Regions from separate parts of the Homo sapiens genome. Here region 2 is linked to region 1. A link is a loop called in an ENCODE intact Hi-C map of the cell type or tissue named here. Cell type or tissue: PC-9. All regions are shown on one strand. Links, peaks and the distances in the headings refer to the core of each region. The heading gives the core; the rest is flanking DNA.

The links. Hi-C counts contacts between places; a loop is a spot of excess contacts. Peaks named below come from ENCODE experiments on the same cell type or tissue, not always from the same donor. Only the 100,000 strongest peaks of a DNase experiment are listed, where the experiment ranks them.
Region 2: it touches region 1 in a loop (12-fold over the local background); 2 of 110 quality-filtered maps call a loop at or near these places.

What each region holds. Positions count from the first base shown.
Region 1 is chr12:120,081,889-120,091,922 of GRCh38, reverse strand. BICDL1 (BICD family like cargo adaptor 1) reads right to left here. Exons shown (of 10, transcript NM_001367886.1): 9 at 1,852-1,972. Among named protein-coding and RNA genes, the nearest start is that of RAB35, 30 kb to the left of the region's middle. RefSeq lists enhancers at 552-1,144, 4,519-4,598. In PC-9, for the core only: a CTCF peak has its summit at 4,855 (motif pointing right); a DNase peak (open chromatin) is centred at 4,622; H3K4me3 peaks cover 927 bases; H3K27ac peaks cover 2,011 bases.
Region 2 is chr12:120,252,169-120,262,202 of GRCh38, reverse strand. The region is part of intron 1 of PXN (paxillin); the gene reads left to right. Among named protein-coding and RNA genes, the nearest start is that of PXN, 8.5 kb to the left of the region's middle. RefSeq lists an enhancer at 1,451-2,017. In PC-9, for the core only: no CTCF peak of the experiment used is centred there; no DNase peak of the experiment used is centred there; H3K27ac peaks cover 427 bases.

The DNA.
Region 1 (10,034 bases), core at 1,378-9,377:
TTCAGGGCAGGCTCCCTGTGGCCAGGGCAGATGACCTCTTTGGTTCCGAGCAGCCACTGACGAGATGAGGGCATGAAGTTGGGCTGGCTGGGCCCCTCCATCTGAGCAGCTTGTCCACTCCTCCTCCCTCCCACCCATGGGTGTCATTCTAATATCTCTGCAGGTTTCAGCATGAAACAAAGGGGCCTTCCTGAGTCATCGTGGGGTAGCAGTGAGTGTGGACCCCTCACGCGCTCTGGCTCAGGGCCTGCTCTCCAGCCTCCCTATTCTCTCAACCCTGTCTTTCAGACTCAGCTCATTCCTGGTCTTCTCCTTGCCCTTGTCTTCTTCCCTTCTCTTCCATCCCCTTTTCCACTTGCCCCTCAGAGCTGGCACTGTGCCAGGTATTTGCCAACACACGGTCCCTCCTTATAAGGGTCTAGTATATGATCCTTGGCACAGTGCCCTGCACTTACGACGTGCTCAGTAAAATCTACGCTAAATCCAATGTAGGAATGCTAAAGGGTCTTTCAAAAACCAACCTTTCAAAGCTGCCAATGTTTTGTTTGGCACACTGAAAACTTCATTTTTTTAACTTTAAGCAATCAGGTCTGTCCAGGTCGCCCTTTAGAGTTTCCCAGACACACGCTGCTCATCATTCCAGGCCTGCTGGTCCCTCAGTGGATGGAACAGCCATCTATGAGAAGACGGCACCAGCCGTTAGCACTGGGCCACACACTGCTGAAGAGCTCACTGGACGCGACTGTGATGGAGGAGGGAGCTGGGACTTGAGGGCATGTCACACTGCACAGAGATGACGCCAGGCTCCAGCACACAGAACACAGTGGGCCATGAGGGGAGGCGGCGGGGCAGCACAGCAATGGCAGGGCGAGACGGTGGATGGGATGTAGGGCTCAGGCTCACCTCAAAGGCAGGAGGGGTGTACAACTAAAGCTGTTGATACGGGAACTGAGAAAGGCCACTAGATCAGAAACCAAAGGAGCCAGATAGTAAAAAGCCCTGAGGAAGCAAACTGTAGCCGGGAGAGAAGAGAGAGAGCAGCGGTCAGCCAGGGCGCGGCCAGCTGGCTGCCATGCAGGAGCCAAGGAGCCAGGGACGGGCACCCTGCGGTGGGGCCAGTGTTCTGGCTGCCAGCCCCATGGGGCCCTGGGAGGAATGGTCACCAACAACCTGCCCTCCACGGGGGGCTTACCTTGTAAAGCCACAGACGGCTTTTCATCTGTCTGGATGAGAATTCTTGGGGAGAAATATTAATGTTTATACCCATATCCTAAAACTGTGCTACCTCAACCTCACGAACAAAACCCAGCCAGCCACAGCCCAGTCCAGTGGGGGAGCCATGCTGGACCCTGAAAACAGTGGGTCTAGAGAGGGACCCACTGACTCCTCTTCCCCAGGGCCTGTGCCAGCACAGTGCTCTTTGGAAAATGGAGGCTGGCCCTTGAGAAGGGGAAGGGTAGCAGCTGCTGGCTGCAGGAGGGTTGCTGAGCCGCATCCCGCTGTGAATTTTCATGCAATTATACTGAGCTTCCTGGGCCTCCATGTTAACCAGTTGTTTCTTTCCAGCTTAAAGCCCAGACAACCAGCTGAAAGGGGGCCCCATTCCAAGTCTGGAGATCACTACATCTCCAGACAGCAGCAGCCTGGGCACTGTCGCTCAAAAGCATCCTTAAGCATTCTTCCCCAAGGACTAGGGGACATGAGCTCTGGATCTTGCCAGGTGAAGACTGGGATGTGCTGTTCACCCAGTCACATGGAACCCTCCAGTGGCAAACTCTCCTTACACTCTGCCTGGGTTCAGAGATTCCTCCTGGAGTCTCCTCTCGCCCTGGATCTCAGGCTCCAGTTTACCTGCCAAGCTTCCAGCTGCTGCGAGAGGTTCAGTTTCTGCTGAATGGCATCCAGCAACTGGCTGTTCAGAGACATCATATCCATCCTGCACTTGGCAAGTTCCAGCTCCACAGCATTCTTCCTGAGAACAGACAAGCCAGGGTGAACATGGACACCTTGTGCCAGAGGCATCTTGGTCTTTACTTGGGGCACCTGGAGTCCCAGGATGAGGAAACAGGCTCTGACCCTGAACTCACAACAAATAGCAGCTGCAACAATAACTATGATGTTGCCTGCAGAGGGTTAGTTTGCAACATGTTTTCACATATATTCTCCCAGTTTTCATAACCAACCTGTAGGTGAAAGGAATATTTGTCATCCCCACCTCACGGATAAAGAAACAGAAGTTGAGGCCGGGTGTGGTGGCTCATGCCTGTAATCCCAGCACTTTGGGAGGCCGAGGCGGGTGGATCACCTGAGATCGAGGGTTCGAGACCAGCCTGACCAACATGGAGAAACCCTGTCTCTACTAAAAATACAAAATTAGCCAGGCGTGGTGGCACATGCCTGTAATCCCAGTTACTCGGGCTGAGGCAGGAGAATTGCTTGAACCCAGGAGAAGGAGGTTGCAGTGAGCCGAGATTGCACCATTGCACTCCATCCTGGGCAAAAAGAGCAGAACTCCGTCACACACACACACACCACACACACACACACGTTGAAAGAGCAGAACTCCGTCACACACACACGCCACACACACGTTGAAAGAGCAGAACTCCGTCACACCCCACACACACACACATACACACACACACACACACGTTGAAAAAGGACAATACTAAAATAAGGACTGGAACCCAGAGGGGATCAAAAGCCTCACACAGCATAAAGGAGCTACTCATCCTTTCCCAAAATGGCCCATTCCCCACTGGAAGGCAGGAACCTTGTCCTGCTGGTATAGAAGGGATTCCTTGTAGTTAGCAATCCCCCTTAGGGGAACTGTCCTGAAGATACAGAGGTGTGCGAAGATAGCCACACAGTGGTGATCACTATAGCTTAGCTAGTCAGAGTAGCCAAGTGGTCATGAATGATGGGATGGAATACAGTCACCAGTAAAAACCATAAAGTAGGCCGGGTGCGGTGGCTCACCCCTGTAATTCCAGCACTTTGGGAGGCCAAGGCGGGCGGATCACGAGGTCAGGAGATTGAGACCATCCTGGCTAACAGTGAAACCCCGTCTCTACTAAAAATACCAAAAATTAGCCAGGCATGGCGGCAGGTGCCTGTAGTCCCAGCTACTGGCGAGGCTGAGGCAGGAGAATGGCGTGAACCCGGGAGGCGGAGCTTGCAGTAAGCCCAGATCGCGCCACTGCACTGCAGCCTGGGTGACAGAACAAGACTCCGTCTCAAAAAAACAAAAAAACCCCATAAAGTGTGGCCAGGCGCGGTGGCTCGTGCCTGTAATCCCAGCACTTTGGGAGGCCAAGGTGGAAGGATCACCTGAGGTCAGGAGTTCGAGACCAGCCTGGCCAACATGGCGAAAACCCATCTCTGCTAAAAATACAAAAATTAGCTGGGTGTGGTGGCAGGTGCCTGTAATCCCAGCTACTCGGGAGGCTGAGGCAGGAGAATCGCTTGAACCTGGGAGGTGGAGCTTGCAGTGAGCCCAGATTGTGCCACTGCACTCCAGCCTGGGCAATAGAGCAAGACTCCGTCTCAAAAAAATAAAAACAAAACCCCACAAAAAACCATGAGGTAGAATATTTATTGACAGTTCATAACATATTGCTGAGTGGAAAAAGCACCAGAAAACAAGGTCTAGTATAATACTAGTTTTGTAAAACAAAAACTGCCTGTGTCCGCAGGGTGCTGTGGCTCACGCCTCTAATCCCCAGCACTTTGGGAGGCCAAGGTGGGCGGATCACCTGAGGTTGGGAGTTCGAGACCAGCCTGACCAACAAGGAGAAACCCCGCCTCTACTAAAAATACAAAAATTTGCCGGGCGTGGTGGCGCATGCTGCCTGTAATCCCAGCTACTCAGGAGGCTGAGGTAGGAGATCACTTGAATCCAGGAGGCGGAGGTTACAGTGAGCCAAGATCACGCCACTGCACTCCAGCCTGGGCAACAAGAGCGAAACTCTGTCTCAAAACAAAACAAAAAACTGCCTGTGTGTTCAAGGATATGCACAAAAATGTCTAGTTGGTTATCTCTGGGTGATGATTACTGATGGGTAACTCCTCCGACATTATTTTGCATTTTTTTATTTTCACATTTGTGTTTCACGTATTACTTTGTTCACCTTTCCCAACATTCCTAAATCACGGCTGTTCAATGCAAAAGAAAATTAATTTTTTTCGAGGGCAGGGGAACGGGAATAAAGGTGGAAGGACCTCTGCAGAGGCAGCCCTGGTTGCCCAACTGCAGAAACGTGTATTATTTAGCCCTTGCCTTCATTAATCGCTCCCTTAAGCACTCAAAACAGCAAAGCTAACAAAAGCATGCTCCTTGTACAGGGCCAGCGACTAATGTGCAGGGCTCAAGGGCAGCTAGAGGATCCGCCTGCAGAGGCCGCCTAGCTCGAGCTTCACAACACCGACCGCACTAACCGAAGTGCGGCCAGAAAAAGGAACAGGTGGATCCCACTTGCAAAGTGCTCAGGCCACTGCTGCGACCAGCACTTCTTCTTTGGCTTCAGGTCTACCGAGCAATTAGTCACCTGTGCCGACACCGCAAGTGCGCCCCGCCCGCCGGCCCGCCTGCCTTCCCTAGAGAAACCGCTCCAGACAGCTCAGCCACCGCGTCAGCCCCGCCCACTGCGGCAGCGACGGGACCCGAGCCCGTCTAATGGATGCTGAGGGCTCAGATGCCGAAGGCTGCCTCCGTCACACCCACTGCTATTGGCTGGCAGCAAACAGCGGAAATCCTCACGCGGCATCGGTTGCCATGGACACCCCTCCAGTAGCGTCAGAACCCGTGGTGCCCCACGACAGCCACAGCCTCCTGAGCTTCCGGCGTCCCCCGGCAGGTGGCGCCGAGAGCAGCGGGAGCCCCAGGAATGTGCTGACTAACGTTGCCGGCGAGGGACAGATGGGCCCAGGGCTACAGCCGCGGCGCAGCGCCGGGCATGGTGGGGTTCCCTTCCTTGCCAAAAAACGCCCTGAGGCAGGGGCTGCCTGGACGACCTCCAATCCTGGCCACGCGCTGCACCGTTGGGACATTTGCTCACCAAGGAATAAGTGCTCGTCATTCATGGGAAACCCCAGACCAGGATCAACACATTAATCACATTTTAAAAATAGGAATATTCCAAGGGCTCGAATAATTCCTTTTTACAAATGAAACCACTAGTAACTGACTTGTTTTTGTAAGGCAGATTGCTAGCCCAAGATTTATTTTTGGTTTTAGTGAAGGCCCTTCACCTGCAAGGAGATAAAAAAATTGCTACTTAATTTTCCTGAAACTCATTTATTGTATAGGAGAAGGTGCACCTTAAGGTTTCTGCAGCCCAGTGACGAGAAGGAAGTTATATTTCTTAGGGATTCTCACCCCTGACTACACATTAAAATCAAGGGGGAAAGAAGTGGGCCCCACCCAACTGACCCCACCCCGTGATTTCAACTGTATTGTTCTGGTGAGGTTCCTGGTGTCTGAGCGCTCCCCAGATGATTGTAATGTGCGGCCAGGATGGAGAATCAGAGATAACGTATATGGAAGAAGTATCTGGTAAAACTAAGTTACTATACAAATGGGGGGTGTGGTTTCCTCTTTAAATGATTCCTTAGGCTTGTCGTCTCAATTCTTGTATAACAAAAATTCATTTCTAAGGTATGGGAAAAGAACTATCCTCCCAGAGTAACCTAACTGCCCAGCCAGCCCTGTTCTATAGGAGTCCAGGAAGGACAGGACCCTTGCTCCAGAGTTCTCCCTACTGGGGGCATCCTTCCAGAGGGGAGAATTTGCAAGTCTAATCAGACTCCTGGATAGTAACTGGGCCTCCTTTGAAAGCAGGCAAGAGCATGCATTACAAGGTTTCATGTAGATTTGCTCACCCAGGTGGCAGAGCTAGGTTTTACTTTTTTTTTTTTTTTTTTTTAAAGGGAGAAAGACTGGACAACTTGCTTCTTCTCTCCTGCACCCTGACACTTTCTCTGTTTGTATCCCCCACCTTCCATCCCACCTTCCATGCTGATGACAGAATATGATCTTAATGTTCAGCTTCTTGTCTGAGAGAAGGTAACCAACCCATGTGTACTTCTATCTTCATTCTGCCTTTTTTTTTTTTTTTTTTTTTTGAGGCAGGATCTTGCTCTGTCATCCAGGCTGGAGTGCAGTGGCATGATCACAGCTCACTGCAGCCTCAACCTTCTGGGCTCAAGTGATCCTCCCACCTCTGCGACTCCAAGAATGTACCACCACACTCAGCTAATTTTTTATTTGTATTTTTAGTAGAGACAGGGTCTCATTATGTTCCCCAGGCTGGTCTTGAACCCCTAGGCTCAAGCAATCCTCCCATTTTGGCCTCCCAAAGTGCTAGGATTACAGGCGCCCTTGCCTGGCCTCCTTCTGCTTTTGATTTCTAGTGGACTTCCACGATAAGCATCTTCATTTTACCATTTTATTCCATCACACAATTTCACTGTTATTCATAAAGGTATGCTGCCTCCTCTATCACACTGTTACTTTTTTTTGAGATAGGGCCTCACTCTGTCACCCAAGCTGGAGGGCAGTGGTGCAATCTTGGCTTACTGCAACCTCCGCCTCCTGAATTTGTGATCCTCCAACCTGGCTACTTCTTTTTTTTTTGTTTGGGTAGGGATGGGGTTTCACCATGTTGGCCAGGTTGGTCTCGAACACCTGACCTCAAGTGATCCACCTGCCTCAGCCTCCCAAAGCGCTGGGATTGCAGGCCTGAGCCGCTGCACCCCAGCCTTATCACACTGTTACTTAAGTATCCATTAACTAAATATAGTGGAAATCCAAGCAGCAAAGATACATCGTTATGTGGGATTCACCAAGAATAATTTCTAAAATGAACTAGAAACTGACAGACACCATGACATGAGGTTCTGACCAGAAAGAAAAGGGGACCCAAAGGTAAAACGGAAATAGAGATAATGAAAATGATGAAAGAGAACAGAAGGGAGGGGGAAAGTGTGTGTGGAAGTGAGGTTAGAGTATGAGTAATTTTTTTTTTTTTTTTTGAGACAGAGTCCCCGTTCTGTTGCCCAGGCTGGAGTGCAATGGCGTGATCTCAGCTCACTACAACTTCTGCCTCCCGGGTTCAAGTGATTCTCCTGCCTCAGCCTCCTGAGTAGCTGGGATTACAGGCGCCTGCCACCATGCTTGGCTAATTGTTGTATTTTTAGTAGAGACGGGCTTTCACCATGTTGGCCAGGCTGGCCTCAAAACTCCTGACCTTAGGTGATCTGCCTGCCTCGGCCTCTCATAGTGCTGGGATTACAGGTGTGAGCCACCGCAACTGGCCTGAGTATGAGGAATTTTAAAGTCAGAAGTTAAAATGTGTGTCATATTATTTTTTTTACAAAAGCATACAGTATCTTATTTACACATTGTTTCCAAGTAGTTCATTTTAGCTTCCCAACAAGTAGCAGTGTAGCAAAGGGAAAAGGGTGTCAGGAAGACGGGAATCAGAAGACTTGAGGTGGAGGCTCATGAGTCACTGCTGGCTGTGGCCCTGGCAAAGTATTTCTTAGTTTCCTCATCTGTAAAATTGGGATTAAAAATTTTTACTTCTTACTGTGGCTGGGAGGATTAAAGAATAAAAGTGTTGGCCGGGTGTGGTGGCTCATGCCTGTAATCCCAGCACTTTGGGAGGCCAGGGCGGGTGGTTCACAAGGTCAGGAGATCGAGACCATCCTGACTAACACGGTGAAACCCTGTCTCTACTAAAAATACAAAAAATTAGCAGGGCATGGTGGCACATGCCTGTAGTCCCAGCTACTCGGGAGGCTGAGGCATGAGAATCGCTTGAACCTGGGAGGCGGAGTTTGCAGTGAGCCAAGATCATGCCACTGCACTCCACCTGGGTGACTGAGTGAGACTCCGTCTCAAAGAAAAGAAAAAAAAAAAGAATAAAAGTGCTTTGTAAACTATAAAGTGATGTATAAATATTACTATTGGCTGGGCACAGTGGCTCACGCCTGTAATCCCAGTACTTTGGGAGGCTGAGGCAGGTGGATCACTTGAGGTCAGGAGTTTGAGACCAGCTTGACCAACATGCTGAAACCCCGTCTCTACTAACAGAAAAATTAGCCAAGCATGGGGGCGCATGCCTGTAATTCCAGCTACTTGGCTGAGGCAGGAGAATCGCTCGAACCTGGGAGGTGGGGGTTGCAGTGAGACGAGGTCGTGCCACTGCTCTCCAGCCTAGGCAACAGAGCAAGACTCCATCTCAATAAATAAATAAATAAATAAATAAATAAATAAATAAATAAATAAATACTACTATTAATATTTTGTAAATGACCCCAAAGTAGACACATTTTTGGTAACTATCTCCTCACACTCCTTGAACAGGGTGGGGCTGGGCACCGTGGCTCTTGCTTATAATCTCAGCACTTTGGGCAGATCCCTGGAGCTCAGGAGTTCAAGACCAGCCTGAGCAACAGGACAAAACCTCGTCTCTACAAAAAACAAAAGCAAAAACTAGCCAGGTGTGGTGGCGTGCACCTGTAGTCCCAGCTACTCGGGAGGCTGAGAGGTGAGAGGATTGCTCCAGCCCAGGAGGTCAAAGATGCAGTTAGCTGTGACTGGGCCACTATACTACAGCCTGGGTGGCAGAGTAAGACCCTGTCTCAAAAAAATAAATACATAAAAAGTAATTCACAGGGGAATAGGGGATATGTAAATATGTTTGTTTCCAAAGTTTCTGAATGTAAGACAATGTGTTTATGAAGAAAATGTGGCCAGGCTGGGCATGGTGGCTCATGCCTGTAATCCTAACACTTTGGGAGGCCGAGGTGGGCAGATCACTTGAGGCCAGGAGTTCGAGAGTAGCCTGGCCAACATGGTGAAACCCCATCTCTACTAAAAATACAAAACTTAGCCAGGCGTGGTGGTGTGTGCCTGTAATCCCAGCTATTCGGGAGGCTGAGGCACGAGAATAGCTTGAACCCAAGAGGCGGAGGTTGCAGTGAGCTGTGAGCATGGGTGACAGAGTGAGAATTTCTCTCAAAAAAAATAAAGTAAAATAAAATAAACACGGCTGGGCGCAGTAGCTCACGCCTATAATCTCAGCACTTTGGGAGGCTAAGGTGGGTGGATCACTTGAGCCCAGGAGTTCAAGACCAGCCTGGGTAACATGGTGAAAACCCGTATCTACAAAAAATACAAAAATCTGCCCGGCATGGTGGCACAGCTACTTGGGAGGCTGAGGAGGGAAGATCACTTGAGCCCAGGAGGTGGAAGCTGCAGTGAGCTATGATTGTGTCACTGCACTCCAGCCTGGGTGACAAAGAGAGACCCTGTCTTAAACAAACAAACAAAAAAACACAAAACATTTTTAAAAAGACCTAGTTGGCTGGGCACAGTGGCTCATGCCTGTAATCCCAGGACTTTGGGAGACTGAGGTAGGAGGATCGCTTGAGCCCAGGGGTTTAAGACCAGCCCTAGCAACATGGCAAAACCCCGTCTCTAACAAAAATACAAAAAATTAGCCAGGTGTGGTAGTGTGTACCTGAGGTCCCAGCTACTCGGGAGGCTGAGGTGGGAGGATCGCTCAAGACCATGATGGGGAGGTTGCAGTGAGCCAAGATCATGCCACTGCACTCCAGCCTGGGTGACAGAGTGAGACTCTGTCTTCAAAAAAAAAGACCTAGTTTATTGGAAATATAAGGGACAGAGGAAAATGCTAAATGATGCTATGGGATGCAATCAAACCCAGAATGCAGCAAATCTATGAGAGAAATGATCCACTTTCTTCAACAAATAAATGTAATATGAAAAAGAAGAAAGAGGAGATGTTACAGACTTTTGGGACACATCAGTTAAATGGAATATGTAGGCTTCGGAGTCTGATTCTAAATCAGTTATCAAAAGATATTTATGGGCCAATTGGGGAAATTCTAACATCAACTGGATTCTGATATTATTAAGAAATTATTTTTTTCAAGTGTGATCATTGTATTGTGTTTTTTTTTTTTTTAATTCTTTCTGGTAGAGATGTATACTGAAGTGTTTATGG
Region 2 (10,034 bases), core at 1,431-9,430, 170 kb before region 1:
TGGAAAACAGTGCCTCATTGTCCTTGGGGGTAGTGCTAGGGGGGCAGAGGAGTTGCCTGGGGCATTGGGAGCTATGGAGCCTCCCTGTTTCCATGGAAAGTCTGGACTTTGGGCTTTCCTGTCTGTGGTCCCTCTGTGTGTTAGGGCAGAGTCAGGGCACCCAGCTGCTGGGCGTGTGGCAGAGGCGGCATTTACCCATGCAGCGATAGTGCCCTCCTGGTGGGCTCTGCATCAGTGCCAGACCTTCTCCTGGGCTTGTGCTAGTAAGGGGCAGAGCTGGGATTCAAACCTTGGTGGGTTTGATTCTTCAGCGGGTACACTTTCTGATATGTGAAGCTGTCTGCTGCCTGGGCAGACATAGCTTGATGGAGAAATGCTCAGCCTACTGGAACCCAAAGCCCTGTCACTATAGGTTCAAGGTCTTTTGAGGGAATATCTCAGTATTCCTTTTTTCCAGCTTCCCTAGTGATGGTCATGCATTGAAGAGACTGGGTGTACCCTTGGCTGGAGAGGCTGATGGAAGGCCAGAGTTATTGGTGGGCCACTGAGCAGCCCTCCTCTCCTATTTAGTCATCCTGCTTGGAGTATCTGACTCTGAAGCTTCTCTTGCGTCTTTACCTCGCTCCAGAGATGTTGAATAAACTTCCAGCCTCATTGCAGCCTTTCCGGGGATCATCCTAGTCTCAGTGCCTTCATTAATAATAACAAAATCTGCCGGGCATGGTGGCTCACACCTGTAATCCCAGCACTTTGGGAGGCTGAAGTGGGTGCATCTTTTGAGGTCAGGAGTTCAAGACCAGCCTGGCCAATGTGGTGAAACCCAATCTCTACTAAAAATACAAAAATTAGCTGGGCGTGGTGGCGCGTGCCTGTAGTCTCAGCTACTCAGGAGGCTGAGGCAGGAGAATCGCTTGAACCCGGGAGGCAGAGATTGCAGTAAGCCGAGATCGCATCACTGCACTCTGGCCTAGGGGGTACTTTTCTTTTTTACAGTGTTTACAGAACTTTTTCTCATAATATTTATTGAGCTCTTATTATGTGCAGGCACTGTGCTGGGCACTTTACATGCATTGTTTGCTTGAATCAAGCTGGCCATATGAGGCAGGTTTTATTAGTAGTCGTATTACTACTACCTGTTTTATAAGTGAGGAAACTGAGACACAGAGAGGTGAGCCCACTTGCCCAAGTTCTACAACTAGTGAATGGCAGTGCTAGGATTTGAATCCAGGTGGTCTGGCTGCTGAGCGGGACTTGCAGCCAACTGTTTTGTACACTTTTTTTTGGAGACAGGGTCTGCAGCCTCTGCCTCCCAGGCCCAAGTGTTCCTCTTCCCTCAGCCTCCCGAGTAGCTAGGACTACAGGCATATGCCGTAACGCCCCGCTAATTTTTGAAATTTTTTGTGGAGACAGGGTTTCACCATGTTTCCCAGGCTGTTCTTGAACACCTGGCCTCAAGCAATGTGCCTGCATCAACCTCCCAAAATGCTGGGATTACAGGCATGAGCCATTGTGCCTGGTGCATTCTTTACACTTCTGTTCATAATACTGCATCTGATATGGGTTGCCCATTGGTTTGACTGTTTTCTGTTTCTAGGACACTAACATTTTTCTGCACCCACCCTATTCTCTGTTGTCTTCCACATCTGTCATTTCCCTGTTCTCTGCAGCTTCTTGTCTGTCTTTTGTTCTTTTTTTTTTTTTTCCTGAGTTTCACTCTTATTGCCCAGGCTGGAGGGCAATGGCATGATCTCGGCTCACCACAACCTCCACCTCCCAGGTTCAAGCGATTCTCCTGCCTCAGTCCCCCAAGTAGCTGGGGGCATGAGCCACCATGCCCAGCTAATTTTGTATTTTTAGTAGAGACGGAGTTTCTCCATGTTGGTCAGGCTGGTCTCGAACTCCCGACTTCAGGTGATCCACCCGCCTCGGCCTCCCAAAGTGTTGGCATTACAGGCGTGAGCCACTGCACCCGGCCTTTTTGTTCTTTCTTGGGGACACACACTCAGGATGGGATGCAGGGTCCTGGGGGGAGTGTCTCCTGTTCCAGGGGAGGCCCCAATCCTCCCTCCCTGGTCACCTCTCCAGTCACCTGTTACTCTTGAGACAGAGCAGTGAGCTTACAGCACCACTGCCAAGGAGAACCTGGGGCAGGTCCCCTGTGGTCCCTTGCCACCTCCTCTGCTCAGGAATCAGAAGCCTTCCTGTGCCCCCAGCCCCGCTGCACCCGAACATGCTCCTTGTCTTTCCCGTATCCAGAGGAGGGAGTTGTTGAAAACTTTATGGTGGAGAATGAAGGATGTCCTATGGGAGGGGGAGAGGAAGAGAGAATCAGGAAGCTGAGTTTTCTCAGAAATGTTCACAAAGCAAGTCATGGAAATGGCTTCAGGGTGCCCTCCTCACCTGGGATGGGCCCTGAGACTCCATCGACAGCCTCACGGGGTCCACTCTGCCTTTTGCAGTCTGGGTCTTGTTGGGAGTCTCATATCTGGCCTTGAGTGTACATTCATACCCTGATAAGTCTTCCAACTAACTAACCGATTGCCTAACCAGTGGTGCTCAGGGCTGGCCTCTCCAGGGAGGCCTTGGATGCTGGGCCAGTGGTAGACAGAACATGCGGTTGGCCAGGCCCAGTGGAACCCCAGTGGCCAAATCTTCCCTTAAAGACGGACTTTTAATGCTTATTTCTTGTGTGATTGTGGTATTGTGGTTTTATGGGAGAATATTGTTATTGTTAGGTGCATGCTAAAGTATTTAGGAGTGAAGTGTCATGATGTCTTGCAACTTATTTTTATTTTTTCATTTTTTATTTTTGAGGCAGAGTCTTGCCCTGTCACCCAGGCTGGAGTGCAGCAGCGCGATCTTGGCTCACTGCAACCTCCGCCTCCTGGGCTTAAGCAATTCTCCTGTCTCAGCCTCCTGAGTAGCTGGGACTATGGGTGCATGCCACCACACCCGGCTAATTTTTGTATTTTTAGTAGAGGTGGGGTTTCACCATATTGTTTAGGCTGGTCTTCAACTCCTGACCTCAGGTGATCCACCTGCCTCAGCCTCCCAAAGTGCTGGGATTACAGGTGTGAGCTACCCCACCTGGCCTCAACTTAGTTTTATTTGTTTTTTTTTGTTTGTTTGTTTTGAGGCAGAGTTTTGCTCTTGTTGCCCAGGCTGGAGTGCAGTGGCACCATCTCAGCTCACTACAACCTCTGCCTCCTGGGTTCAAGCGATTCTGCTGCCTCAGTCTCCCGAGTAGCTGGGATTACAGGCATGCACCACCACGCCTGGCTAATTTTTTTATTTTTAGTAGAAACCAGGTTTCTCCATGTTGGTCAGGCTGGTCAGGCTGGTCTCAAACTCCCGACCTCAGGTGATCCACCCACCTCGGCCTCCCAAAGTGCTGAGATTACAGGTGTGAGCCACTGCACCCAGCTCAACTTAGTTTTAAATGATATAATGAAAAAAAGGATATACACATAAAGGGCAGAGAGCACAAGGGCCATGCGTTTACACAAAGTGGTAAAACAATGACAGCCATTCAATCTAAGTGAGAGTACCCGGGCCTCTCAACTTCTCTGTGTGCTTAGACATTTTTATAATGAAAAGTTGGAGAAAAGTAAGGAAACCCTGCTTTTCCATGATGGGCTTGGAGTTGTTGGGCCTAGGTGCTGGCCTGCGCCTGCCTATGGTTGGCCTGAATGACTGCTGGTCTCCTGTGATTGAGCAGGTGGTGGGAAGACTGGGTGAGCAGAGACAGTAGCTGGGGGGGCCTCAGGTGACAGTGACTGCTGACTATCATCTGGGAAATGGGGAGCACAGTGCTGTGACCTGTGCAGAAAAAAGACAGGCCCAGAGACAGTGTGTGTCCATAGGTGTGGAGGCAGCCTCATGAGTTATTTGAGCATGATGACATTAATCAGACCAGGGTTGAAGCATGTGAGATGCCGAACTCTGGTTGGAGTTTGAGATGGGTTGTCTAGGCTGATGGGATGCAGAGCAAGACTTTTTTTTTTTTTTTTGAGACGGAGTCTTACTCTGTCACCCAGGCTGGAGTGCAATGGTGTGATCTTGGCTCACTGCAACCTCTGCCTCCCAGGTTCAAGTGATTCTTGTGCCTCAGCCTCCGCAGTAGCTAGGATTATGGGCGTGCGTCATCACGCCTGACTAATTTTTGTAATTTTAGTAGAGATGGGGTTTCACCATGTTGGCCAGCCTGGTCTCGAACTCCTGACCTCAGGTGATCCGCCCGCCTTGGCCTCCCAAAGTGCTGGGATTACAGGTGTGAGCCACGGTGCCCAGCCACAGCAAGGCTTTACATAATTCAGGGAACGGTCTCTGGGCAGCTTGAGGCCTGTGGGCGGGGAGGAGATGTCTTTTGCCTCACATCATGAACCCCTTATCTGTGGCCAGTGGAACACCATTAACCTGTGGGCAGTGATGGCTGAGTGTCCCCAGGCTTTTGCTTATAGCTCAAGTCTGACCATCCAGTTTTCCAGCCTTCAGGCTCCCCCTCCTGGAATCCCCACTCCCTTGGTCCCTCCTGTCTAGTTTGTGCTGACTCAAAGCTGGCCCTCTTGGACCTCCAGTCTGTTTTGGGGAAATAGCTGGATTCTGGCACCAGTGGCCCTCTTGGCTCTGAGGCAGAGGTGAGGGCCCTGGTGCCTACTAGAAACATTTCGGGCAGCCAGCAGGCTCTCATGAGGGGAGGGCTTCATGCCAAGGTCTTCTTTCAGCCTCATGTCATCTATGTCAGCGTGCAGAGATGCCGAGGCTGGCCACTTGGCGAGGACTATGAGGTCTTCTAGCGAGGGCTCAGAGCTTCACTCTGCCTATTTGAAAGCAGCATGATGTGTGTTTTATGGGGGAGGGGGTGATGCTGGGAGGAAGCTTTATGTAATTCTTGGCTGGAGCTCAGGTAATTGTTTTAATGAAATGGAATGCAGCTTATTCAGAATTCGCTTGGCAGAAACAGCCATGTTCTGTTCTGTTTTCTTGTTGGGGAGAGCAGGGCACACATTTCCAGCTGTTTTGAATCGTAGAACTCTGGGTGAGCTGGAGCAAGGGGGGTGGAACCCTCCAGGGAGCTCCAGGGAGCTTCAGGCCGATTCTCTTCTGGATCCCGGTCTGTGTGTATTGTTTTGAATGAGCCTTGGAGACTTTGGCCTCTTCTAAAACATAAAAACCCTACTGAGGCCAGGCGCGGTGGCTCATGCCTGTAATCCCAGCCTTGGGAGGCTGAGGCAGGTGGAACACCTGAGGCCTGAAGTTGGGAGTTCGAGACCAGCTTGACCAACATGGAGAAACCCCATCTCTACTAAAATACAAAATTAGCTGGGCGTGGTGGCGCATGCTTGTAATCCCAGCTACTCGGGAGGCTGAGGCAGGAGAATTCCTTGAACCTGGGAGGCGGAGGTTGCGGTGAGCCAAGATCAGGCCACTGCACTCCAGCCTGGGTGACAGAGCGAGATTCCGTCTCAAAAACAACAACAACAACAAAAAAAAACCCTATTGAAAGCAGGCTATGAAATGGGTGTAATGCCTGCCTTCCACATTGTTGGGAGACTGAGTGAGGTGCTTAGCACATAGTAGACAGATCCTCAAGGATGGCCTCTATTTGCTCACGCTTTACTCCACCCCCCACGTCCCCATCTTTCTACCCCCTTTTATACCTCATGGTCATCATCTTCTGTCAGTGTAGATGGCTGTGGCCCCATGTGGCCCCGATGTCCCCATCTGCAGGTCCACCTGGCTCTCCTTTTTCTTCTGGTTCCGTTTTTCTCCTCTCCTTCTCTTCTCTTCTTTCTCTTTTCTCACAGGGTCTTGTTCTCTTGCCCAGGATGAAGTACAGTGATCTGATCACAGCTCACTGTAACCTCCAACTCAAGCGATCCTCCTGCCCTCAGCCTCCTGAGCAGCTGGGACTACAGGCACGTGCCACCATGCCTGGCCAATTTTTTATTTTTTATACAGCCGGAGTCTCATTATGTTTCTCAGGCTGGTCTCGAACTCCTGGCCTCAAGCAATCCTTCTGCCTTGGCTTTCCAAAGTGCTGGTATTATAAGTGTGAGCCACCATGTGTCTTGCCTGTTTCCCTCTTTTTACTTTTCTGCTTTTACTAACTTCAGTTTTTTGTTTTGTTTTTTAGAGAGTCTTGCTCTGCCGCCCAGAATGGAGTACAGTGGCATGATCTTGGCTCACTGCAACCTCTGTCTCCCAGGGTCAAGCGATCCTCCTGCCTCCGCCCCACCCCCCCCAACCCCCCGCAGTCCGCAGTAGCTGAGATTACAGGCACACACCACCATACCTGGCTAATTTTGTATTTTTGGTAGAGATGGGGTTTCGTTTGCCATGTTGGCCAGGCTGGTCTCGAACTCCTGAGCTCAGGTAATCCGCCCACCTCGGCCTCCCAAAGTGTTGGAATTACAGATGTGAGCCATTGTGCCTGACCTGCACTTACTAACTTTTTTACTTTGCTCCTTTTTATTTTATTTATTTTTAAATTTATTATTATCTTTTTTGAGACAGAGTCTTTCTCTGTCACCCAGGCTGGAGTGCAGTGGCATGATCTTGGCTCACTGCAACCTCCGCCTCCCGGGTTCAAGTGATTCTTCTGCCTCAGCCTCCTGAGTAGCTGGGACTACAGGCGCCCGCCACCATGCCCAGCTAATTTTTGTGGTTTTAGTAGAGATGGGGTTTCACCATAGTGGCCAGGCTGGTCTTGAACTCTTGACCTTGTGATCTGCCTGCCTCGGTCTCCCAGTGCTGGGATTACAGGTGTGAGCCACCGCGCCCGGCCTGTTCCTTTTTAAATTTTAACACAGTCTGACCCATTCTTCCACGTTTGCTCTTTTGCTGAGACACCTGTCTCACCCTTTAGCTGCATATTTTTTTCTCCCTTCCTTAAGCTCCGCTTGCTTCTCCAGAGACCCTCCCACCTTCTTTTCCCAAGTCTCCTCTGATCCCTGAGTGGAGGTGCACCTGGGTGTTTTCCCAAAGGATTTCTCTGAACTCCTTGTTTTTCAACTATGCACCTCGGTCAGTTAATCAACTGCATGACCTCTTTTATAACCTGTGTGCTGGTGACTCCCAAATTTATATTTCCACCCCTGACGTGAATTCTATTGTCCAGATTCTTCCGGTCTGCGCACCAGCAGAGACTCAACTCATTTCCTTTCCACTCTCCCTTCTCATCTACTCCCTTCTCATTTCCTTTTCACTCTCCCAGGCCCCATCTACTGCCTGTTCTCTGTTAGCGCCCCCTCTCTTCTCTGGGCCTGTATTAGATAATGGGCATTTGTGTAGCACGTTAAGCTTGAGGAAATATTTTCATGTGCTTCTTTATTTTTTAAAAAACTAAACCTTAGGCCGGGCATTGTGGCTCACACCTGTAATCCCAGCACTTTGGGAGGCCAAGGCAGGTGGATCTTGAGGTCAAGAGATCAAGACCAGCCTGGCCAACATGGTGAAACCCCGTCTCTACTAAAATTACAAAAATTAGCTGGGCGTGGTGGCACGTGCCTGTAATTCCAGCTATTTGGGAGGCTGAGGCAGGAGAATCTCTTGAACCTGGGAGGCGGAGGTTGCAGTGAGCCGAGATCACACCATTGCACTCCAGTCTGGGTGACAGAGCGAGACTCCATTTCAAAAAAAACAAAACAAAAACAAAAGAACCACTAAACCTTATTGTGTATATTCGAGGTTTACAACATGTTGTCATAGGATACGTACAGATAGTAAGGTGGTTGCTAAAGTGAAGCAGATTAACCTGTCAGTCATCTCACAGCTACTTTCCTGTGTGCCAAGAGCAGCTAAATCTACTTATGTAACAAAAATCCGAAAATCCCGAGTACGATTTTCTTAACTTCAGCCCTCATATCATACATTAGATTTCTAAACTTGTGCATCTCGTGTATCTGCTACTTAGTATTCTTTGACCCACGTCTCCCCATTCTCCACTTCCACCCATAGTAACCACTGTTTCATTCTCGATCTCTGTATTTGACCTCTTTATAGATATATAAATATATATATTGGACTGGACGTGGTGGCTCACGCCTGTAATCCCAGCACTTTGGGAGGCTGAGGTGGGTGGATCATCTGAGGTTAGGAGTTCGAGACCAGCCTGGCCAACATGGCGAAACCCTCTCTACCAAAAATATAAAAATTAGCCAAGCGTGGTGGCACGGGCCTGTAGTCTCAGCCACTTGGGAGCCTGAGGCAGGAGAATCGCCTGAACCCAAGAGGTGGAGGCTGGAATGAGCCAAGATCACGCCACTGCACTCCAGCTTGGGTGACAGAGAAAGACTCGATCTCAAAAATAAGTAAAATAATAAATAAATAAATATATGTATATAGTACATATAAGTGAGATCATGCAATGTTTTTCTTGTTGTGTCTGGCTTATCTTACTTAGCACGTCCTTCCATGCTGTGGCAAATGGGCAGAATCTCCCTTTTTAAGGCTGAATAATTCACTGTATCTATATACAATGGATGTATAAACCACATTTTAATTATTTGTCCATTGACGATCATTTTTTATATGGTTCTGATAGCCACCCTTTGAGGTAGATAGTAGTTATTTTCTACTTTCAGAGGAAGCTAAACTGAAGCCCAGAGGAGTTAGGGGAAGGGAACACACCCAGTGTTACCACAGGCAATGATGCAAGAACCTGCACCTTGGGTGGGTCTTCCCACAACTAGCCCGGTCTCTTTTTTCTTTTTCTTTTTTTTCTTTTTTGAGATGGAGTCTCGCTCTGTCACCCAGGCTAGAGTGCAGTGGCGTGATCTCAGCTCACTGCAACCTCCGCCTCTGGGGTTCAAGCAATTCTCCTGTCTCAGCCTCCTGAGTAGCTGAGACTACAGGCGTGTGCCATCATGCCTGGCTACTTTTCATATTTTTAGTAGAGACGGGGTTTCACCATAATGGTCAGGCTAGTCTCAAACTCCTGACCTCAGGTGATCCACCTGCCTTGGCCTTCCAAAGAGCTGGGATTACAGGCGTGAGCCACTATGCCTGGTCTTCTTTCTGGTTTTTCATATGGGAAACCTCAAGGTAGAAATCAGAAATCTACGGGTCAGATTTGGTCTGCAGACCCTTGTTGCTTGGTCTGCATGGTATTCAAAATATTCCAAATTAGTTGCCAACATTTAAAACATCAGGAGATTGCACCAAAAAGTCCATGTTGTTCCTTTTTTTTTTTTTTTTTTTTTTGAGACAGAGTCTCACTGCGTCACCCAGGCTGGAGTGCAGTGGCATGATCTCGGCTCAACTGCAACCTCCGCCTCCTGGGTTCAAGCAATTCTCCTACCTCAACCTCCCGAGTAGTTGGGATTACAGGCGCCCGCCACCACGCCCATCTAATTTTTGTATTTTTAGTAGAGACGGAGTTTCATTACATGTCGTTTCTTTTGAAAAATCAGATCAGGCTTCATGGGATGTGTGTACTCTGTGTCACCACTTGGTTAACCTCAATAGCTCCAGCCTTGTATTTGACCCTCTCTGTTGCCTACATTGGGTCTCACTTGCCTCACACATATTCCTACTTGGCCCCTGCTTTGGGGGATTCTAAGAACTCTCTGTGCTCGATGTTTAATGACAAATGCAGTTGCCAGATCTAGGGGGTATCTTGTATTGCAGTCTCTGAATTACATTTGACTTCTGACCATGCCAACCACTCAGTTCTGCCTTGAGTCTAGATGTTGGTTCAAGTTGCAGAAAATAGCCTTCTCCTGACTCACCTTACCCTCTGCCTTTAAAATCTTAGCTGAATCCACCTTTTTGAGAAGGCTTTTTTCCCCGATAAAACTAACCAGCCTGTTGACCCTCCTGCTAAGGTAAAACTTTACAGATCTGTGTAAATTAGGCTTTCTTCTGTCTCCCGCTCTGCCCCGTAAGCTCTTTGAAGACAGGGATTTTATCTGCCTTTCAAATACCCCTTGCCACCAAGCACTGTGCTGTTCTCTCTGCGGTCACTTAATAACTACTTGATGGTGGTTGGTGATTAAATGGGTATGAACTGCGACACCCACAGTGATGCTGAG